Linked DNA regions of Homo sapiens: region 2 is linked to region 1. The links are chromatin loops, found by intact Hi-C in ENCODE. Cell type or tissue: A673. All regions are shown on one strand. Links, peaks and the distances in the headings refer to the core of each region. The heading gives the core; the rest is flanking DNA.

Region 1 (2,925 bases), core at 330-2,829:
GAATGCAGATAATGTGCCTGATGGAGGCTAAAATCAGGGGGAAGTTTTTGAGAAGAACAGATATTTGTAGAGGCTCGGAGTCTCCTCCTCAAGATATATATTAACTACAAGTGAAAAGACAGTAACTTTCTGGAGAAGAAACCTGGAAGATGTCACCTTAACCAAGTGATCAAAGTTAATCATCACTAGTAGTAGACATATTAACATCAGCTCCTTGATATGATGTCTAAGAAGGACACAGCATGATTTTTGTGGCATCCTTTCAAAAAAATGCGTAGCCTCCATCTAATCATGTGAAAACAGCAGACAACCCTAAATTGTGAGACAGTCTACAAAATAACCCATCAGTATACTGCAGAAGTGTCAAGATTATGAAAGACAAGATTGAGAAAGTGTTGTATGTGATACACTGGAAGAGATGAAGGAGAAATGACAACAAATGCAATTTGGATCCTGGATAGGATTCTGAAATAACAAATGGACATCAGTGGGAAATCTGGTAAACTATGAATAAGGCCTATAGTTTAGTTACTATGGTACCAGTGTTAATTTGCTGGTTTGGATAATTGTACTGTGATTGTGTGAACTGTTAACATTAAGGGGAGCTAGATTAAGGATATACAGGAATGCTACTCATCTTTCAATTTTTCCAAAAAGATTGTCATTGAAACCATCAGACAGGAAACCCACTCTTTAGTCATAGAACTCCATGTCTCTTATGTATTCATGCAAAAGGGGGCTGTTTGAATTTCCGTGTCAGGACTTCCCCACTGTCGGGAGTGTACCATGGAAATTGGTGTCCTTGGTGAACCCTGGTCCAAGGTCCACGCCCTTTCATCCTCTGCCGAGGAGGGGAACTTTAGTAAATGCAAATAGCAAAGACATTTGAGATGTATATGGCCTGTTGTGCTCGGTGCCTGCCGCTGAAGACTTCTTTTAGAGCCTCTTCTAGATGTCAAAGCAAATGTGTTCTCTGAGACAGCTTTGCTACATGTTAAGTGTAGGACATTGACCTGGGAGTCAGAAGACCTGTCTTTAAGTTTGAGCTCTGCCATTTCCTAGCAGGGAGGCATTGGGCATTCAGTGGTTCTTCATGTGCCTAGTATTTTTATCTTTAAAACGGGCCTGAATCTTCTATTGCTAGGAATTCACAATCATGTAGTCCTCTTTTAAAAGACAAACAGAGACCTTCCTCTCTGTAAGTGTAGCTGTGTTTCTTGACATAGCATGTCAGAGGCAGCCAACCTGTGAATATTTCTTTCTTAATTATGGTAATTCCATATAACCTTCCACGTTTTCCTCTTCAGCACAGTGCTCTAGGCGTCCCGCTCACCTGTTCGGCGCACAGTCTGGCTAAAGTAGAACTCTGCTGCCATCATCTGGCCAATTCTAGGTACTGTAAGGCTGGGAAACTAACAAAAGAGTAAACAGATTCAGGAATTTACAGAATCATAGACCTCTAAGGAGGTGGGAGATCCCTCAGAATTCACCTAAGCCGATCCCTTTGTTAATAAGGAAACTGATGCCCATAGAGGGAGAGTGAACTGCCTTGTGCTACTTACTGATCAGTGGGAGAATTAGGAGCAGAACCCAGGCCCATGCAGTTGAAATTAATTTTCCGACATATATGATGATAGGAAAAAGATTCGAATACTACAAAATTTGAATAACTGAAAAAATTCTAAAACCTTTTGCACAGGGCCTCTCTAGATTCGTCTTCTTTTAAATTTACTCTATGCAGATGTTACAAACAATTAAGAAAAAACCTAAAAATTATAAATAAGAAGAGCCATTATCTATTGTTTGTATCATCTTCCAACAAAATGGATATTTTAACCCTAAAAAAAGGCAGAACATAGCTAAAAATATGTGGCGATATTATATTACTTTTTTTTCTCATTTCGCTGAGGGCTAATGCAACTTCTTTGCTGGTATAAATGTCTGTCTACAAACCACATTTGAGGGAACTAGTTATAATGAGGAGAAGCCAGGGGCTCTGGATTTTAATAACTGGGTCTGATTTCAACTCTTCCATACCCTGTGAGTGTGAAGTAATTTAACCTTGATCAGACCCCTGACCTTCTTTCTCTTGTCCCCCATTTCCTCATCTATGCTAGTGAATAGCTTCCTCACAGGAAATTTGCCAACATTAACTAAGAAAATTAAGGTAAAATTGGTGGTAACCTGCAAGCACAATAAGTATGCTTATTACTTTTTTATAATTATGGAGTAAATTGAGATGAGACAAAGAAATTTGTTAATGATATGGAGAGCTCTCAGGAACCCCTTTCGTCTTCTGCTGAGGAGGGACCCTTTGGTAAATGCAAACAGCAAATACATTTGAGAGGTATATACCTGTTGTGCTCGGTGCCAGCCACTGCATATGTGTGAATTTATTACATGTTTAATTTTGTCTCTGAGTGCGTGTGTGTGTGTTTAAGTGCTTTCCTGAGGATCTCGAAGACCACGCATACATTCTGTGATTTGCTGGAAATACTCACAGGATTTAGTAGATATCGTCATGTGAATGACATAACAGCATTACAGTCAACAAGAGACTTGCCTGTATGATGGTAATCCTATAATGTTATAATACCTTATTTTTACCGTATGTTTTCTGTGTTTAGATATGTTTAGATACACTAATACTTACTGCTGTTACAATCAGCTGTGGTGTTAAGTGCAGTAGCATGCCGTACAGGTTGGTAGCCTAGAAGCAGTAGGCTATGCCACATAGCCTAGGTATGTAGGAGGCTGCACCATCTAGGTTTGTGTACGTATGCTCCGTGGTGATCGCACAATGCTCACAGTAGCGATCGCCTGATGATGCATCTTCCAGTCATTAAGCAATGCATAAGCATAGTTGCACTATCCACTGAAGTTTATTGCAGGGAAAGGAAATATAACAGGATCAATAGGGGAAAA
Region 2 (2,925 bases), core at 250-2,749, 1.1 Mb before region 1:
TGGAAATAGGACCTGTCAATCTCAAAATCTCCTTCTAATGCCAAGATTACCTGGCTCTCATTTTCTCTTAATTGAGTAGCAGAGGTTGCCCCAAGTTAGACAGTGAGGTTGCCAGAGGTTGATTGTGAATCTCTCTCCTTCCAGTACTCTTTGATGTCCTTTCAAAGGGTCCAGAAATTCATGACCCCAATTCTCTGCTCCTATGCCCAGTAGCCTTATATTAAACTACTCCTTCCAATTTTGAGAGCACCAAAGAAAAAGTACCCCAAAATAACAGTAATTGTTTGCCTAACAGTAAATGATTGCCACACATTGATTCCCTGCTAAGCACTTTATATGCATTATTTCACCTAACTTCATATTGACTCCAGGAGATCTATTAAAGGTTAAATAATTTGTTCTAGATCAGCAGTCCTCAACCCATTTGGTACAAGGAACCAGTTTCATGGAAGACAAATTTTCCATGGACTGTTGGAGTCGGGGGCGGTGGTTTCAGGATGATTCAAACTCATTAACATTTATTGTGCACGGTATTTCTATTATTATTACATTGTAATATATAATGAAATAATTCTACAACTCAACATAATGTAGAATCAGTGGGAGCCCTGAGCTTGTTTACCTGCAACTAGACAGTGCCATCTGGGAGTGACGGGAAACAGTGACAGTTCATCAGGCATTGGAGTCTCATAAGGAACATGCAACCTAGATCCTTCTCATGTGCAGTTCACAGTAGGGTTTGTGCTCCTATGAGAATCTAATGTTGCCGCTGCTCTGACAGGTGGTGGAGCTCAGGGGGTAATGTGAGTGATGGGGAGTGGCTGTAAATACAGATGAAACTTTGCTGGCTCACCTGCTGCTCACCTCCTGCAATACCTGTCCAAGGCCTAGGGGTCGGGGATCCCTGTTCTAGATCACACTGATAGTAAGTGGCTAAGCAATAATTAGAGCCCAAACTATCTGACATTATAGCTCATACTCTTTTCTACTTTATTGAAGTTGAAATAAAATCAACTGCACATATCCAAAGTATAAAATATGTCATGGTGTATCTGTGAAACCATCACCACAGTCAAGATGACTGCAGCCTTTACTCTTAACTACTAGGCACCAGTTTCCACCTGTTAATCCTAGTTCTTACCCTGGAATCACCAGATTAGTGTCAATCCCACCTTACATGATAAACAGTCAGATACTTGATGATGACCAACCTGTACTTCCTAAATCTCCTGTTCCTTGAGATAAACATCTTCATAAGTTCCTGCAAATGCATTTCATAGGACACAGTTGAATTTCTCTTAACAGCTTGCTTACCCTCATTTAGGGATTTTGCCCAGATCATGAATATTTGCATGGTTTTCCAGTCTGCCAAATGCCATGCAGCTTTTGCCACAAGGCATATAGGCTGGAAGCAGGCCTGTAGATGGCAGCCACAAGTGCTTCTAGCAAGGCCCAGCTAGGCAGGTAGACCAGGGTGGCAAGGCCTCTGGGTTAGCCAGGCCTTTTCTGAATGCTCTTGTTCTGATAGGCTGATACTCTTCGAGCAATCCTTCAGTAAACCAGGCATAATCTTTCTTATTCTAAAAATAAGAAAGATGAATATAATGCTGTTTAATTGTGTTTTTCTCCATTTTATATTTTTTTAGGGAAGAAAACATTTCTCAAGTACTGTTCAACTTCTAATACTAATTTAGAAGTGTTAGAAGGTAACTTTTCTGGCTCTCATTTTCTCTCTTTTGAACAGCAGGGGTTGCCCCAAGTTAGACAGTGAGGTTGCCAGAGGTTGGTTGTAAATCTCTCTCCTTCCAGTGCTCTTTGATATTAGCACGTCATACATTGTTCAGATGATAAATAATTAAGAAATAAAATATTTTTCCTAACAAGAAATAGTCTATAAATAATCTTAAAGAAATAAAATAAGAAAACAACATTTTAGGTATATATTCGGTGGTTTACAAAGCAAACTTTTTTTTTGAGACACTCTCAGTCTATTGCCCAGGCTGGAGTGCAGTGGCGCAATTACACAATCACAGCTGACTGCAGCCTTGACCTTGCAAGCTCAAGTAATCCTCCCAGCTCAGCCTTCTGAGTAGCCAGGATTACAGGCATGTGCCACCTCACCTGGCTAAAGTGGATGAAATCAGTATGTGTTGATCATTTACTGTTAAGCAGTGATTGATATTTGTGGGTACTTTGGTTTCTGTGGACTTCTTAACATTGGAATGAGTAGTTAGTAAAAGGATACTAGGCCTAGGAGTGGAGATTTGGGTCCCTGAGTTTCTGGCTTTCATTTTCTCTCATTTTGGCAGGTAGATTAGGCTGGTGAGATCTGTGGGTTAGCCAGGCCTTCTCTGCATTCCCTTGTCCTGATGGGCTGACACTCTTCAAGCAATCCTTCAGTAAACCAGGTATAATCTTTCCTGTTCTTAAACAAGAAAGATTAATATAAAGCTGTTCAATTGTGTTTTTCCCCATTTCATATTTTTTTGGGAAGAAAAAAATTCTCAAGTACCGTTCAACTTCTAACACTATTTTTTCCCTAAAAAATGTCTTATAATTTGTCTGACACGAGACTGGGCATGTATACAATCTTATTTGTTCTTCCAACAATACCGTATCATGGAGTAACGGGATTATATCTCATTTCAAAGATGAAAACATTGAAGCTTAGGATAATTTAGCAACTTGCCAAATTTTTCATGGCTGTCACATGATAGAGCCATAATACAACCACTATGATTTTTTAATTTTTATTGTTATTTTTATTTGAGATGGAGTCTCACTCTGTCACCAGGCTGGAGTTCAGTGGCACCATCTCAGCTCACTGCAACCTCTGCCTTCTGGGTTCAAGTGATCCTCCTGCCTCAGCCTCCCGAGTAGCTGGGAGTACAGGTGTCTGCCACCACACCCGGCTAATTTTTTGTA

The links. Peaks named below come from ENCODE experiments on the same cell type or tissue, not always from the same donor. Only the 100,000 strongest peaks of a DNase experiment are listed, where the experiment ranks them.
Region 2: it touches region 1 in a loop (4-fold over the local background); 26 of 110 quality-filtered maps call a loop at or near these places.

Annotation. Positions count from the first base shown.
Region 1 is chr3:192,465,896-192,468,820 of GRCh38, reverse strand. All of the region lies in intron 2 of FGF12 (fibroblast growth factor 12), which reads left to right. Among named protein-coding and RNA genes, the nearest start is that of FGF12-AS2, 48 kb to the left of the region's middle. RefSeq lists a silencer at 1,227-1,521. In A673, for the core only: a CTCF peak has its summit at 1,388 (motif pointing left); a DNase peak (open chromatin) is centred at 1,360.
Region 2 is chr3:193,562,713-193,565,637 of GRCh38, reverse strand. It overlaps a transcript of ATP13A4 not described here. Among named protein-coding and RNA genes, the nearest start is that of ATP13A4, 9.3 kb to the right of the region's middle. In A673, for the core only: a CTCF peak has its summit at 1,420 (motif pointing right); no DNase peak of the experiment used is centred there.